Linked DNA regions of Homo sapiens: region 1 is linked to region 2. Evidence: chromatin contacts called from ENCODE Hi-C or POLR2A ChIA-PET data. All regions are on one chromosome and are shown on one strand. Each heading gives the region's core, a stretch centred on a gene start or an enhancer-like site at or near the end of the contact. The rest is flanking DNA. Distances are from core to core; before and after follow the strand shown. Region 1 has its middle 150 kb from the start of COL1A2-AS1. Region 2 has its middle 180 kb from the start of BET1.

The links. A loop is a pair of places that touch in the nucleus more often than their neighbours do. ChIA-PET counts read pairs that join two places held with the same protein, here RNA polymerase II (POLR2A).
Region 1: a map of PC-3 shows a loop between it and region 2 (2.4-fold over the local background). The contact joins two enhancer-like sites. A Hi-C loop is called at or near these places in 1 of 168 maps with a recorded cell type or tissue (PC-3) and 1 of 37 single-sample maps with no recorded cell type. POLR2A ChIA-PET finds 5 or more read pairs at or near these places in 1 of 52 experiments (MCF 10A).

The regions. Positions count from the first base shown.
Region 1 is chr7:94,236,289-94,241,465 of GRCh38, forward strand. No RefSeq gene overlaps it. Among named protein-coding and RNA genes, the nearest start is that of COL1A2-AS1, 150 kb to the right of the region's middle. Within about 2 kb of position 3,559, at least 2 of the 41 ENCODE cell types and tissues checked have a DNase peak (open chromatin) inside an H3K27ac peak, as active enhancers do.
Region 2 is chr7:94,181,563-94,186,879 of GRCh38, forward strand. No RefSeq gene overlaps it. Among named protein-coding and RNA genes, the nearest start is that of BET1, 180 kb to the left of the region's middle. Within about 2 kb of position 1,974, at least 10 of the 41 ENCODE cell types and tissues checked have a DNase peak (open chromatin) inside an H3K27ac peak, as active enhancers do.

The DNA of each region.
Region 1 (5,177 bases), core at 2,309-4,808, 56 kb after region 2:
CTTTAAAGATGGAAGTAGGGGGCTTTGCCTCAAGGAGTGCAGGAGGCCTTGAGAATCTGTAAAAGGCAGATAAATCTCCAGAAAGGAACACAGCCCTATGCCTTGATTTTAGCCTAGTAAGAACCACATTGAACTTCTGCCCTACAGAGCTGTAAGATAGTAATTTTGTGGACTTTTAAGCCATTAAATGTGTGGTACTTTGTTACAGCAGCAATGGAAAACAGATACACCACTTCTCTCTATAGGAATTGCTCATCTCTGTCTCTGGGACTCAGGACCACCTGGATTTTTTCCCTAACAGGTTTTTGTATCTCGAAATAGCTAATCTCTAGGAGAAGAACTTGGCATGTTGGTACCTTTTAATTCCCAAAAGAGGTTCACTTCAAATTTTCCAAGTCCTTCCTCCAGAAACCTTCAAATTCCTCAAATCAATAGCTTCCCTGCAAGGAAAACAACACCACAAAAAATATTCACATTTTGGAGATCCTGCTATATAGCATTTTCTCAGAGTTTCTTCAAATTATATTCCTTTAAGTTAATTACTAGATGGGTTTATGAGTTATTTAGTGAACTGGAATGCTATAGAAGGCACAGAATGGGCAAGGAATGGGGGCAGTGGGCATAGGATTCATGTGTGACTCACATTAATTCCCAGAGATAAGGTTCGTTTTATGACTGCATCCCCATATGAACAACCTGGTCTTTTCCATTAAAATTAAAATATTACCTTTCTTACAGAATCAGTTTAAACCCTGACACTTCATCTCACAGACAAGATCAACTTAGAGACTGCTCAGAAACACACCTGAAGTGGTCAGGCTGGGGTGGACTCAATAGAGAATGGTTAGAGAAGGGAAAAGAGACAAAGGAATTAAGAGAGTTGACACAGCAGGAGAAGGGGTGGACGGCAGGAGGCAGGTTAGATCATTAACAACTTAGAACATCACTCCTACAGCTCAACTCTTCACGCCTAAAAGATCTGAATTAAAAAGTGGGCTCTGCAAAAGTCTAACTGCTCATATAGTCTTTTAACCTAAAAGGAGGGGGAAACTTTAAAAGTCCAAATGTTATCTATTGCCATATTTGACATTAAGTTCATTCATGAATTGCTCAGGTCACTGTTAGAATGATTCTTACTAAACTTTAAAACATAAAATGTGTTAAATCAAACTAAAATTTTGCCCGAGAAAGCCTCCATACTCACATACTTGAGTTCTTAACATATGAACTACAACCTACGTTAGTACATAGATGAACTGGAAACCTAACTTCAGAGTATGCTTTTGTAACAATAGCTGAGTCTCAGCCAATCACAGAAGTTGTATTGAACCCCTCACAGGCAGCCAACCATGCAAACCTTGTTCAAATAAGGCAAACCCAGAGCTGTAACCAATCCAGCGTTTCTGTACCTCACTTCTGTTTTCTGTACATCACTCTCCTTTTTCTGTCCATAAATCTTATCTGACCATGCCACAGCCCTGGAGTCTCTCCAAATCTGTTTTAATTCTCAGGGCAGCCCAAATCATAAACTGTTTCCTTTTCCTTGCTTAAACTGTTAGATTCAATTTGTCTAAAGTTTTTATTTTAACCAATGCCTCCACAAAATCAATATTCCATCTGCATGTCTAGGTAGAAAATGGAAAGAACAGAAATAGTTTTAACCAGAAATCATTTGATTTTTAAAAAGGTCTAATAAACATGGCCATAGAACAGTATCTATAAATTATAAGGGATGGTTTTACATAACAGAAAATTATATAATGTTGGCTTGATGCAAGCAATTTAGCAGATTGGTTCAAATTTGTCATCTGCACTTTCTAGTTTTAGTGGTTCTCAAATGTATATTCTCATATCCACATGCAAATAAATATTAAGGGTCATCAACAGCTTCTTTGTAATCTACAGTATTTTTTCTTTAGCTTAAGAACAGGGTCTGAAGATTTAGCAAAATCCTAACTATTAACTAACCAATTCTATATCAATATCTCACAGCTCTTTCACTCAAGTGACAATCTTTTCATTTCAATTCAATACCTAGTCTGAAATAATATCTACGAAAACCCAGAAGTGGTGTGTCCAAAAATTAAACAATACTTTTTAAAAGCTCTCAAGTTAAAAGGAAATTAATTCATTGTACTTTTTATGGAGTTTGAATCCACATTCCCAAGAAAGGGCAGGGATTCCTTTGGAGTCCTCAGCAAATACATTTCTTCCAGCCTCTGGCTATAGAGAGCAGTTGTGATTCCCAAGGCAACTCAGTATTGCCAAGAAAAACCTGTGCCTCCCACAAACATACGAGCCCTCATTCACAACTCAATAATAAATAAGCAACTTTGCCTTGGCTGGGAGAAAACAAGGCTAATATAGGTGGAATTGAATATCAGAAACAAAAGCTATAAATCTTCATTGTTCTTATTTAAATTATTCAACAATTGATCTTCTTCCACACACAATAGAAAAACTATGTTGATAAGGTATAAAACAAAAATTGTTTAAACTTAAGACAATCTTACCAAACATACAAACTCCTATTAGCAGGTATATTTTCACACTCAATGTATCACACTCCCCCAAGTTTGTTTGAAGAAACTATGTGACAACAAAGCACTTTTTTTTCTTTTGACAAATCAGTAAAAACAATATAACCCAACAATTATAATGTACATGTATATGTTGGATATAAAAGGTTCATGCATATTTTTATAGGCTTTTTTCTTGTCTTTGTCTTTTTTTTAATTCGTTCTATTTCTTTTAAATTCTATTAACAGGACTGGAGCTCCATTCAGCTGGAACTTTGGACCTGGGTTCCATTTAATTGGGCACCAGCTCTGCACCAAAACACATATGGAACAAATTATTCTACCTTTTAAATCACAGCAATGTATAAATCTGGAAGAAAATGCTGCATTTTCTGACCTAGGAATCCTTTCCCAGAGCTTTAAAAAAAAAAGCTGCTTTTAAAAAAATTATTATTGAAAAAAATGTTCTAATATGTCTTCAGAATTTTTGAAAACTTATTTCCATGGAATGACAGCTCAATCACATATGGAGATTTCATTAAACTGGTTTAACAAGAATTCCTGTTCAGAAGAGTTTAGTACTGAGCAAGCTGGTTACCAACCTCAAGAGTCTTACACTTTAAAGATACAATAAAATATATTCAAACATATATTCTCTTTTCTGAAATGTGTTGGTAGTATATTAACACAACCAGTTATATCTCTAGGATGCCAAGTAATGTCAAGAAAAAATTGCTCTGGACAAAGTTAAATGAGCAAGGAAGACTTTATTCAAGCTATTTTAATAGGGGACAGAGACAATTGTCAAGAAGACAATAACTCTTCTTGAAAGTCTAAAATGTAGCAAAGCTGAGGGGAACTTTAAGGCTGTCTTGGTCGATAAACAAGAAAAGGGAAACTCTAGCACTGAAAAAGTTACTTTTGAGCAATATTTTAATAAAAGAAAAGCACACAAATTCCTCTAAAGGAAGGGGAAGCTGTCTGAGGCCGAGGTGGTGCTCTGCCAGGAGCAAGCTGACAAGTCTCACTCAAGTGCTGGCAAACAGAGCTTGGGGGCCGGAGCAGGAGCCTGAGCTGGGAGGAGGCTGGCCATTCATTCCAGGAAACTAGTGGGTGGAGGGCCTTGATGCCTGTGATTAAGAGTGTTAATTTGGATTGAGAGGTAATTGGGCATTGGCACAGGACTCAGAAAGGGGAAATAATGCAATCAAAGAGAGGCCTGAGGAAGATGATTGTGACACCTGTGAGAGAATTGAGGCTACAGAGGCTGAGGCGGGAAGACCAATAAGGAGGTCATTATCCTGCTGCCTAGACTGTTAGAGTGCTCCATCTCTGCACTAATCCCCACTCTGTCCCTTTTTCTTCAGTGAAGCACTTCTCCTGTCTCTCTCCTTAATTATCTTTTCACAATACAGTCCCTATGACCACCTTTTAAAAAATCAAACTGTCCTTCTTATTTCTTTGAAATCTCTCCAGAAAGTACACTTGAACCATAAGATTTAAGATGTAATTAAATCATCAGATCTTCCAGGCAGAAGATGTGAAGCGATAATTAAGAGTTTCCTAAGTTTGCCTGATCATAAGACCCAAGTAGGGATGTTTAAAACATGTGTTTAATTTTTTTTTTTTTTTGAGACAGAGTTTTGCTCTTTGTTGTCCAGGCTGGAGTGCAAAGGCATGATCTCAGCTCATTGCAACCTCTGCCTCCTGGGTTCAAGCGATTCTCCTGCCTCAGCCTCCCGAGTAGCTGGGATTACAGGCATGTGCCACCATGCCCAGCTAATTTTGTATTTTTAGTAGAGTCGGGGTTTCGATATCTTGGTCAGGCTGGTCTTGAACTCCTGACCTCAGATGATCCGCCCACCTCAGCCTCACAAAGTGCTGAGATTACAGGCATGAGCCCCCGCGCCCGGCCTGGGGTTTCCTTTAAGCATAACTTCCTAGGTTCCATTTCACACTCACTGAAACAATATTGTCCACTGGACGGGTATAACAACTTGTCTTTTCAGGAGAGTACCCCAAATGATAGCTATGATCTGACAGTTAGACAATGAGTTATAAGGGACAGTTAGTAGCTGGCAATGTCATGAGACTTCATGAACGAGATGAGTTTTTAATGAGTTGATTTTAAACTACTTTCCTCTCCATTTTGGTTCCTGATGGCACTAGCATATCAGGCTAATGGTGAATGCCTAATGAATGACGTTGCCTGGAAAACTGGTAAAAACCAGATTAAAGTATGCTCCTGCCAAGCACTGGCTTAGTTAAATGAATGTAATCGGAGAAAAGGAATCCTCGGAAATGTGAGAAAACTACACAAAACAATCGCATTGGGGGATGAGCCAGAAGCTGACCGTGAAAATGAGGCTCTAGATACACAGTCACTCAAGTGCTTTTTCAAAACTGAACTTCCATATCTCTTTGGCCCTATCCCAATATGGAAGGACTATAGTAGATAAACATCTGAATGAGAAAATGAATATTATGCCATACTGATTCTACCAGGTTTATACAGCTGTGGACCAAGTGAGTCAACAGTAATATGCCTTTAAAAATTGAACAAACGTGAAACAAAATGTCTTCAGGAAATAAGATTTAACCTGCAGGTTTAACTAGCCACATTTTCCCCACGAAAAAGAGCCACTAAAATATGTATCT
Region 2 (5,317 bases), core at 724-3,223:
ATAGTATGGAGTAATATGGGATTTAACATGAAAAATACATATTTTCCTAGGAAATGTCAGACTTTTCAGAATACACCTTCCACCCCTCCTCATTTAACATTTTATGATATATTCTACAGGCCAGGCATGGTAGCTCATGCCTGTAATCCCAGCACTTTGGGAGGCTGAGGCAGGCAGATCACTTGAGGTCAGGAGTTCCAAACCAGCCTGGCCAATGTGGTGAAACCCCGTCTCTACTAAAAATAGAAAAATGAGCCAGGCATAGTGGCTTATGCCTGTAACCCCAGCTACTGGGGAGGCTGAGGAAAGAGCATCACTTGAATCCAGGAGGCGGAGGTTGCAGTAACCTGAGATCGTGCAGTTGCACTCCAGCCTGGGTGACAGAGTGAGACTCTGTCTCAAAAATATATATAATAATAAATGCTACAATTCCTAATTCGATAAAAGTTCTACACAACATCTGTGCTCACAGACTTAGAATTTTTGAAGGCAGGGTAAGAATTTGCTGTGATATTGCTAACTCCACTTGCTAGAATAGGAATCCTCTAACAGGGACTTTATAGACAATGAACCATAAGGGACATTGGCTCTGCTGAACCAGCTTACCACTGACTGTGACTGCCTCTTTCAGCATGGAGCTGATGGAACAGACTCCTCTCTGTGAGTCACAGTTGAGCTGAGCTGGACTCGGATCCTATGACCAACCTGTAACATGAGTTCAGCTTCTTTTCCCCTAACCCAAGAACAGTCAGTATGATGCTGCAGCTCTCTTACTCTCCATCATTAATGCTCTGTATATATTCACAAAATACACACATGGAATCTGTGTCACACACATTTTTCCTGTATGAGGAAAAATGACTGGATGTGAGGAAGACAGATGGAGTGGGAATGAGGAACCAAGGTTTCCTGCTTCTTGTTGAATCTGAGCTCTTCTTTGAGTTGTACCAGTGTAAGGAATATTTTAAATCCATTTTGTCAGAAAGTATTCACTCTGTACTCAGAAGGAATATCTCAGAATGCCACTGTCTAACAGCGTCATACCCGGTCTTACAAGGGTGAAGTCTAGACAATCATACATTACAATTTAAAGGATTTAAATAATCACTTAAAATAATGTTTCACAAATGGCCAACATGAATGCTAAGTTTACTAGCAAACTAGACATCTTATTTTTTAAATTACCTTAACATTTAAAATTCTGAATAGCTTATACAAAAGACACTTAGACTACTGGATAATGTTGCTAATTGTGTCTCTTGTCCTGTTGCAATAGCTGAATTCTTACAAATACTATGTCTAAGTTATGAGCACATTACAAACATGCATACACACATGTGAATGTGCACATACACGGTTTTTCGTAATGGCATTTCCCTCAGCCATTAGTTTGTCATATGGACCAAAGTATTCAATTTCACATGAAGTGGGATCTACAGGTAACTATTCAGAAATTTTCTCATCAGTCCCTAGTATAATCTCCTTAAACAACATAAAAGATTACACCTAAAATACATTTATTTTTAGAATAACTATTTACCTCTAGACCGTTCAGATGTAGCCAGTAACAATGTTTTTCTATCTCCCCTATTTAAACTTACTTGATAATGGAGTGTCATACTATAGTGTTGTTTTTAATTTTTTTAATTAAAGTGAGAACTCTATTGTAGAGAGTTTTCTAAAAACACTTAAAGTCAATAAGCTGATACATATTTTCCCAGGATCTGCTCTGAAAATGTATAACAAACAGGAAAGTCAGCCTGAGAGACATAAACAAGTCACCAGCCTCACCCAGTGACCCTTGACAGGGCCAAGAATGGACCTCCGGCTCTGGGGTCCAGTCCTGCTCACCACTTGGTGCTGCTGCCCTCTGCTCTTTTGTTTCTAATAAAGTTTAAGACACTTCCTGTCTAAATCACATGTGGTTATAGTTCCATGATCCCCATAGTAACACTGAAAGAGAAAAGAAAGTGAGTAGACTCTGCTAAAAGTCAACCAGGATGTTAGAAATTCCTCTCCACTGACTAATCATCTTTCTGCTATTGAACCTTCCTGTCTTTAAGAAATCCTATTTGCGTCACACCATAAGTGAAATTCCAGACAGTTAGGCCTTTCACAATGAAACAAAAAAAAAAACTTAGAAGGGGCAGAAGGCATTCATGTGAAAGTCTGCTGTTTATCAGTGTAATTCTGGAGTTGTGATTTTTTTGGTCAAATTCCCTGGCACCTAAATAGGCAATTTGAGAATAGCATTTGTTCTCACCAAACTACTATTTGCACACACAATCTTTGTACAAGGTATTTTTTAAAACTGTCTAAATCTAAGTTTGTTGAATAAAATATTGTTTGAAGTTGATAGAATTTCAGCTGAAGGCTGATTATCATTTTGTTACATTGGAAACTTTTTTCGTAACAGTTTTATTGTGATAAAGTTCATATACCATAAAATGTAGCCATTTAATGTGTACAATTCAATTGTTTTAGTATATTCACAGAATTGTGCAACTGTTACCACAATCAGTTTCAGCAAATTCTAATTACCCGAAAAGAAAACCTTGTACCCTTTAGCTATCACTCCACAATTGCCTCACAACAATCAACAACCTCCCCTGCCTCCACTGTAAACAATCACTCATCTACTTTCTGTCTCTAAAAAGTTGCCCCTCTGGACGTTTCACATAAATAGACTAGTATAATACATGGTCTTTTCTGACTATATTATTTCCTTTTTTAAAATTTTTAAACGCTTTTATTTTAGGTTCAGAGTCCATGTGCAGGTTTGTTATATGGGGAAAATTGTGCCATGGGAGTTTGTTGTACAGATTATTTCATTACCCAGGTACTAAGCCTACTACCCAATAGTAATCTTTTTTCTGTTCATCTCACTCCTCTGATCCTGCACCCTCTGGTATGTCCCAGTGTCTCTTGTTCCATTCTTTGTGTCCATGGGTTCTCATCATTTAGCTGCCACTTATAAGTGAGAACATGTGATATTTGGTTTTTGTTCCCACATTAGTTTGCTAAGGATAATGGCTTCCAGCTCCATTTATGTCCCTGCAGAGGACATGATCTCCTTCATTTTTATGGCTTCAGAGTATTCCATGGTGTATATGTACAACATTTTCTTTATCCAGTCTACCAGTGATGGGCATTTAGGTTGATTCCATGTCTTTGCTATTGTGAATAGTGCTGCAATGAACATACTTATGCATGTGGATCTTTATGACAGAATGATTTCTATTCCTTTGGATATATTCCCAGTAATGGGATAGCTGGATCAATTGGTAGTTCTGTTTTCAGCTTTTCAAGGAATTGCCAACTGCTTTCCATAATGGTTGAACTAATTTACACTCCCACCAACAGTGTATAAGCATTCCCTTTTCTCGACAACCTCTCCAGCATCTGTTATTTTTTATTTTTGATAATAGCCATTCTGACTGGTGTGAGATTCTATCTCATCGTTGTTTTGATTTGCATTTCTCTAATGATCAGTGATATTGAGCTTTTTTCATATGCTTGTTAGCCTTCTGTGTCTTCTTTTGAAAAGTGTCTGTTCTTGTTCTTTGCCCGCTTTCTAATGGGGTTGATTTTTTTCTTGTAAATTTAATTTCCCTATTGATGCTGGACATTAGACTTGTCAGATGCGTAGTTTGCAGATATTTTCTTCCACTCTGTAGATTGACTGTTTACTCAGTTGATAGTTTCTTTTGCTGTGCAGAAGCTCTTTAGTTTAACTAGATCCCATTTATCAATTTTTGCTTTTGTTGCAATTGTTTTGGCGTCTTTGTCATGAAATCTATGTCCATTGCCGACTTATTTCTATGCTTTCTATTCTGTTCCATTGGTCTGTGTGTCTGTGTTTGTACCTGTACCATGCAGCTTTAGTTACCGTAGCCCTGTAGTACAGATTGAAGTCAGGTAGCGTGATGCCTCTGATTTGTTCTTTTTTATTAGTTGCCATTCTGGACATTTGCCTTGGCTATTCTGGCTCTTTTTTTGGTTCTATATGAATTTAAAAATATTTTTTCTAGTTCTGTGAAGAATGTCATTGGTAGTTTGATAAGAGTACCACTGAACCTGTAAGTTGCTTTGGATAGTATGGCCATTTTAATGATATTGATTCTTCTGATCCATAAGCATGAAATGTTTTTCTATTTGTTTGTGTCATCTCTGATTTATTTGATCAGTGTTTTGTAATTCTTATTTTAGAGATCTTTCACCTTCCTGGTTAACTGTATTCCTAGGTATTGGCAGTTGGGAATGGGATTGCATTCCTGATTTGGCTCTCTGCTTAACTGTTAGTGTGTAGGAATGCTAGTGATTTTTTTACATTGATTTTGCATCCCAAAACTTTGCTGAAGTTGTTTATAAACTCAAGGAGCTTTTGGGCAGAGATTATGGGGTATTCTACATACAGGCTCATATCGTCTGCAAACAGGGATAGTTTGACTTCCTCTCTTCCTATATGGATGGGCTTTCCTTGTCTTGCCTGATTGCTCTGGCCAGGACTTCCAATACTATGTTGAATAGGAATGGTGAGGGAGGGCATCCTTGTCTTGTGCCAATTTTCAAGGAGAATGCTTCCAGCTTTAGCCCATTCAGTGTGATGTTAGCTGTGGTTTTGTCACAGACAGCTCTTATTATTTTGAGATATGTTCCTTCTGTACCTAGTTTGTTGAGAGTTTTTAACATGGAGAGATGTTGAATTTTATCAAAACCCTTTCCAGCATCTATTGAGATGATCATGTGGTTTTTGTCTTTAGTTTTGTTTAGATGATGAATCATGTTTATTGATTTGTATATGTTGAACCAGCCTTGCATCCCAGAGGTAAAGCCTATTTGATCATGATAGATTCACTTTTGATGTGCTGCTGGATTTAGTTTGCTAGTATTTTGTTGATAATTTTTGCATCAATGTTTACCAAGGATACTAATCTGAAGTTTTCATTTTTCGTTGTGTCTCTGCCAGGTTTTGGTAACATGATGATGCTAGCCTCATACATTTAGTTGTGGAGGACTCCCTCCTTAATTTTTTGTGATAGTTTCAGTAGAAATGGTACGAGCTCTTTTTTGTACATCTGGTAGAATTTGACTGTGAATCCTTCTGGTCCTGGGCCTTTTTTGTTGGTAGACTATTTATTACTGATTCTATTTCAGAACTCATTATTGGTCTGCTCAGGGATTCAATTGCTCCCTGGTTCAGTCTTGGGAGAGTGTATGTTTCCAGGAGCTTGTTCATTTCTTCTAGATTTTCTGGTTTGTGTGCATAGAAGTGTTCATTATATTCTCTGATGGTTACTTGTATTTCTGTGGGGTC